Linked DNA regions of Mus musculus: region 1 is linked to region 2. The links are chromatin loops, found by intact Hi-C in ENCODE. Cell type or tissue: gastrocnemius. All regions are shown on one strand. Each heading gives the region's core, and the rest is flanking DNA. Links, peaks and the distances in the headings are about the cores only. Region 1 has its middle 27 kb from the start of 2310015K22Rik. Region 2 overlaps Nyap2 (neuronal tyrosine-phophorylated phosphoinositide 3-kinase adaptor 2).

What was found. A loop is a pair of places that touch in the nucleus more often than their neighbours do. Peaks named below come from ENCODE experiments on the same cell type or tissue, not always from the same donor. Only the 100,000 strongest peaks of a DNase experiment are listed, where the experiment ranks them.
Region 1: it touches region 2 in a loop (5-fold over the local background); 4 of 42 quality-filtered maps call a loop at or near these places.

What each region holds. Positions count from the first base shown.
Region 1 is chr1:80,179,771-80,182,694 of GRCm38, reverse strand. No RefSeq gene overlaps it. Among named protein-coding and RNA genes, the nearest start is that of 2310015K22Rik, 27 kb to the left of the region's middle. In gastrocnemius, for the core only: CTCF peaks have their summits at 1,498 (motif pointing left) and 2,331 (motif pointing right); DNase peaks (open chromatin) are centred at 1,486 and 2,356.
Region 2 is chr1:81,285,867-81,288,790 of GRCm38, reverse strand. The region is part of intron 5 of Nyap2 (neuronal tyrosine-phophorylated phosphoinositide 3-kinase adaptor 2); the gene reads right to left. Among named protein-coding and RNA genes, the nearest start is that of Nyap2, 210 kb to the right of the region's middle. In gastrocnemius, for the core only: a CTCF peak has its summit at 1,430 (motif pointing right); a DNase peak (open chromatin) is centred at 1,613.

The DNA of each region.
Region 1 (2,924 bases), core at 178-2,677, 1.1 Mb after region 2:
TTATTGTTTTAATACTAGTATATTTCTCTGCGGTGGTTTCAGTATGGTAAGTACCCCCACAGTCTCATGTGTTGGCTGTGTAGACCCCAACATGGACAAGAGGGGAACAAGGCCACTGTATCAGGTCTTTACAACCCCAATTATATGAAGTCCTTTGTTACAAAGAAGCCAATGCCAGACTCGTCACTTCTGGCATAATACCAAGATTATGACTTATTACTGGGGTTGTCAAAGTCAACATAGCCTGATATCAGGACAATGACCAACCTAGGGGTTAATCCAGTGATAGTTGCCTAAAGTAACAAGATTATTCTGATATATATATATATACACATATATATATATACATATACATGTATATATGTATATATATATGAACAAGAATCTTGTAAAATGGTAGAAGTAGGTCCTATTCTAAGACGCAAGGGCTTGCTTACACTGAGGAGTTGGTTAGATTTCTAGTATCAGTCATGATTTCCTTCCTATTGGCTTTAAGTCCAATTAGACAGCTTTTGACTGTTTCCAAGATATGTGCCACTTGGGGTATGTCTTGCCGTACTGGCTATTGTTGTGGTTCATGGGCATCAGAGCTGGACAGACCTATTGACAGCTTACATAGCACCTGCTGGCATTATGAGAGTTATGCTGCAGGAAGCGAGCTTTCAAGTTAGATCTGGATGGAATATTCAGAGTCCTATATCTGAAGTGTTGGTGTCTTCGGCAACAGGGAAGTACCTTCAACCTCTGAGAGGCAACCGAGGGCAAGAGCAACTGCCTATATTTCTTTGGGAGTCACTTGGACTGTCCTAACCAACAACTCAAACAGAAGTTCCTCACATCCAGTCCAGGGGGGGTTGTTCGTCTATATTGGGTCTCAGAGAAATGACAGGAAAGTTACACTCTTGGTACCTCAACGATATACCAGGCTGCTGAAAGAAGACCTGGACAATGAAAAACGGCAGATAGACATGATTTCATGGAAGGAGGGGACCTGGTGGGGGGGGGGGCGTCAAATGACTATAGGCAGCTACAAAGAGGGATGACTGGTTCTTAACAGGGTGAGTTCCCTGGTTATCCAATACAAAATGATTACTGAAATCATATAAACACAAGCTATACTAAGTGGACTCAGCAGGTGTCATTCATATATCCAAGCATATATGTAACAACAACAACAACAACAACAACAACAGAAAAGAAGGCCATCAATGTGAGGTATTGGAGGAGTGAGGAGAGAGGGAATTGATGTAATTTTTATATTTAGATTAAAGCATTAAAAAAAAAATCAAGAATCCATGGACTTCCTGTAGAGCAGAGTTCAGAAAATACTAATTCAGCGGATTCTATTTCGTTGAAAAATGTCTTGACCTTTCCAGGGAAAAGGTGTTAAAGTCAGCAGGACACATTCTCTCTTTTTCATTCTGTAGTCACAGGTGCCTGGAGAGCTGTGCGCAGCATTTGTAGTAAATGAGCGGGATCCTATCGCCACCTTGTGGGAAGAAATGGAAGTGTTTTCATTCTGAGATTGGATGTAATTATGGATTCCTTTTTGTTTGCTTTTGACTCGTTCTTTTTTTGGGGGGTGCTTTGCTTTTTACGCATATTTATAAAAACTTTTGAAAATTACAAAACACAAATTTAATTTTCCAAAGGGCAAAGAAAGGATCTATCCAGAGCCGTTAAAAGCTGAGGTTTCTCCAGCCCACGTCTATTCCCAGGTGGGCTAAATTCAGTAGCTTCCGTCTCTCTACCAAAATTAGCTAGGGTAGATGGACTAGGAAGGACTCAGGCTGTTAAGGCCTCTGTGATAAGATATCATTTCCCAGATAAATATTTTAAATTCCTTTGTGTTAACTGTCAAGAGGACAGCATAGGTACCTCTAATTTTGCCGCAGCGAATTTGGGACAGGGCCGAAGAGATCATTATGAAATCGGGCTGCCTACTTTGAAAACTTTGTCTAGAGAGAACACTCCCAACCATTGGAAATACAAACAAAGGCTGATTTTAAAAACACCCACAAATTTTCATTGATCTAAACTAATGTAAACATTTTAAAGCTCTTCATTTTAAAGATTAATTTTATTCTACGTGGCTACATAAAGCTGCTTTCATGCAAATGTGTAATATTCTTTGAGTACATTCTCACTTTTTCTTTTCGTCATAAAGTATCTTTGATTCCCAAAACAGGAAAATCCAAGATTATAAGGTTTACTAACCTCTATGCAACTCTCACGGAAGGTTTTAACTTTTAAATTTCGTTTTATATTTTCAGTTCTTTGTGTGTGTCTCTGTTGGTACATGCACATAGATGCAATATCTATAGAGGCCAGAAGAGGGCGACAGATCCTCTGGAGCGGAGTCCCAGGCAGTTATGAGCAGCTGATTTTGGATCCTGTGAGCATCAGGGGCTCTCAATCACCGGCCCTTCTCTCCAGTTCCTGATTGGTTTCTGTCACTAGTTGTGGCATCGCCTCCGTAATGACAACATACTTTAAAGGCTTCCATGACAATATTTTGCTAATAGGTTGTCCTTATAATATTCTTGATCTTTTGCAGTTCCTATTTTGACCTTTTTGTCACCGTCATCTTCAGCACCCATGACATCTCCCCGTTTAGAATTAGCGTACCGAATAGTGAGTTCCATTGTAAGATTTCATACATATAAGGCGCTTTGATACTTGATAGCCCACACCCTCTCCTGTCATCTCCCTCCCTTCTACAGCTCTTCATCCATTTTCATGTACTTTATGAAAAGTTCATATTCAACATAGGAGTAAATAAATTTTGTCTTGTTTGAATCTGGTTTAATCCAGGTTCATTCATTATCTAGCAAAGGACCTGGTTTCAGCCTTCTTAATGGGTAGACACTCTCTCTCTCTCTCTCTCTCTCTCTCTCTCTCTCTCTCTCTCTGTGTGTGTGTGT
Region 2 (2,924 bases), core at 153-2,652:
ACATTTTCTGTATCTATTCCTTTGTTGAGGGACATCTGGGTTCTTTCCAGCTTCTTGGTATTATAAATATGTCTGCTATGAATGTAGTGGAACATGTGTCCTTATTACATGTTGGAGCATCATCTGGGTATATGCCCAGGAGAGGTATTGCTGGATCTTTAGGTAGTACTATGCCCAATTTTCTGAGGAACTGCCAGACTGACTTTCAGAGTGGTTGTGCCAGCTTGCAATTCCACCAGCAATGTATCAAAACCCCCAAAGTAATGCTCAAACCCACTGTTACTTAAGCCCATCATAGCAGAGGTACCAAACTGTCCCATGATGCTTTGTTTTCTGCCCCACAGGCTTGTGTAAGTGACAAATATTTTCTTGAAAATTAATGCAGCGATTCCATTGGTTCAAAAAGGTATCTGGCATTGTCTATTGTCGCAATGATAGTAGTAAATTGCACATTCAGGCAAAAATTAATTCTGAATACATGGATCTATCACCATGAGCTCGAGAAAAAAACAGCATTTGGAGGCTTTTCTTGAGATCAGTGTCGGTATTAGTGGATGTAATATATTGATTTTATAATGGGATGCCTCAGTATATGGCAGAACTGCACTTAGGACCTTCTTAGAGAATTGATGCTTGCTATGTACATAGGTTATAAATCATGGTAAGTGGAAGTAGTGCTCTGCAGACCAAGAGAAAAAGATGGCATTTAATATGACAACATTATGGTGAGTTTATTGATATGAAAAACCATTGCAACTACCCTTCCAAATACTACTGTTTACTGACTTTGAGAAGGGTACTGAAGAGGAGTATACACAGTTAAGAAAAAGGCCACTTAAATATTCTTTCCTCATTAACTACCTATCTGTGGCTGGAGTTCCTTCAGATGTTTAACTCTAGCATGGTCACCACTGGTTTCTGATAAAAACTAATTGAGTATTTATGAAACAACTTATTTTTTAAAGATTTATTCATTTATTTTACGTATATGAGTACAGTGAGGGCATCAGATCTCTTACAGATGGTTGTGAGCCACAATGCAGTTGCTGGGATTTGAACTCAGGACCTTCGGGAGAGCAGTCAGTGCTCTTATCCGCTGAGCCATCTAGCCAGCCAGAGCCTTCAATAGCTCAGTTGGTAGAGCAGAGGACTGTAGCTAATACAATATGAAACAAATTATTTTAAACCATATTTCAAAGGAGGTGAATGTAAAATCTGTTTTATAGTTCATATTTATAAAATTGAAATTTCTCCATTCTTTAAAAGTCTCCAATCTTTCTTTAAAATGAAGTCTTCCCATTGAAGGAGGGAGAGGGTGAGACAGCAAGAGCTAGAGCACTCAGGGGAGAGGGGCAGGGAGGGAGGGAAGGAGGGAAAGTTGATTTGGAGTTTGTAGTTCCTCTCTGGTAACAGTAGATGGCAGTAAAAACAAGCTTCCTGCACTAGTCTCAAAAGCCTTAACACAAGTCAGACTGAGCCTTCTGCTATAGTAAGTAATGTCTTCTATGGATTTTCAAAGAAACAGCAAGAGTGTTCTTTGTGAGTGGTGTTGGTGTAGTGTACCCATGGGCCCTGTCCAAGGATAGCCAAGGGCTGCCAATAGGAGCATTATCATAAAGGGCATCCCCAGAGGGTTGGGGTGGAATCATGTGCCAGCACACTGCCTTCAAGGTTCTTGGGCAGCTCTGATATTTTACTGAGACAAATAAAAAAGAACTACCCTCTGAATCAGCTGATGAACTATCTATGGCTGGTTAATTCTCAAGAGACCCAACTAAGATTAGCTGGAAATACAGGGTTTTTTTGTTTTTTTTGTTTTTGTTTTTTTTCAAGAATGAAATTATGACCAAATTGCAATTTTTTCTGTAGTGTTCAAAGTATCACTGTATTATACAACATCACATTGTATGTGTGTGTGTGTGTGTGTGTTTTAAATTGGAAATCAAGTTTATGCAAAATATATGCATACAAAATAATATGTGTGATGAATTACTTTATCATTCACATTTATAAAACGGAATTACCTCCATTTGTTAATGTTTACTATCAGAGAGAGAAGGAGGGAAGGAGACAGGAAGGAAGACAGGAAGAGGAGGGAGGAAAAGAAGGGAAGGGAGAACAAAGAGGGGGAGAATGTGGTGAGTAGCTGGTTGATATTATAAAACAGATGAGGTAAGACTGGCTTCATGGGCAGGTACTCTCTCATAGGCAAGCACAGAGAGAAGTCAATATCACCCAGTTCTTGGACTTCAGACTGCTCTACTGCAGCTGTAATTAGCACCTTACTTCCCCCCAAAGTTGGAGTATGAATATAATAGCTTAAAGGAAATTACATAAAACTATTAGAAAACAAAGATGTGTGTCCCAGTTTATTAAATGCTGCTTTTACTGTCAGCCCCTGGAAAAGCAAGAATGAGCTCCTAGATGCCATAAGCCACCTTCTCATCACCCCAGGACCTGCGGTTTTTACAGATGTGTGCAGTTCCTACAGATGTGTGGGAAGAGTCAATACTCATCCAAGTATATATCGTTTTCTTGTTTTGTATTTCGGTAAACAACCAACACACATGCATGAGCAGGCTGCTCAAGCTTTCAAGAATTAACATGATATGGTAACACAACACAGTCAGCCACAAGCATCTTTCACTTAGTGACAGAAACAAAGATTGTGTGGACCAAAGAGCAAAGAAAACATTTCTCCTTTGGTTTTATAAGGCATGCCATTTGGGACAGCAGATTTATCTCCATAATTCTGTTGTTCTTGGTCTAGGAGGATGATAAATTATAGGCTCCTCTTGATTACATAAGTCCTGGGTTTAAAAATCTATAAATGGCTTCCTGACATTTTAAGGTAAGAGTCAAATCACAAACACAGGCTATGGGCTGCCTCTCTGACCTCCTTTTAGCCCCTGTACAATGTGATA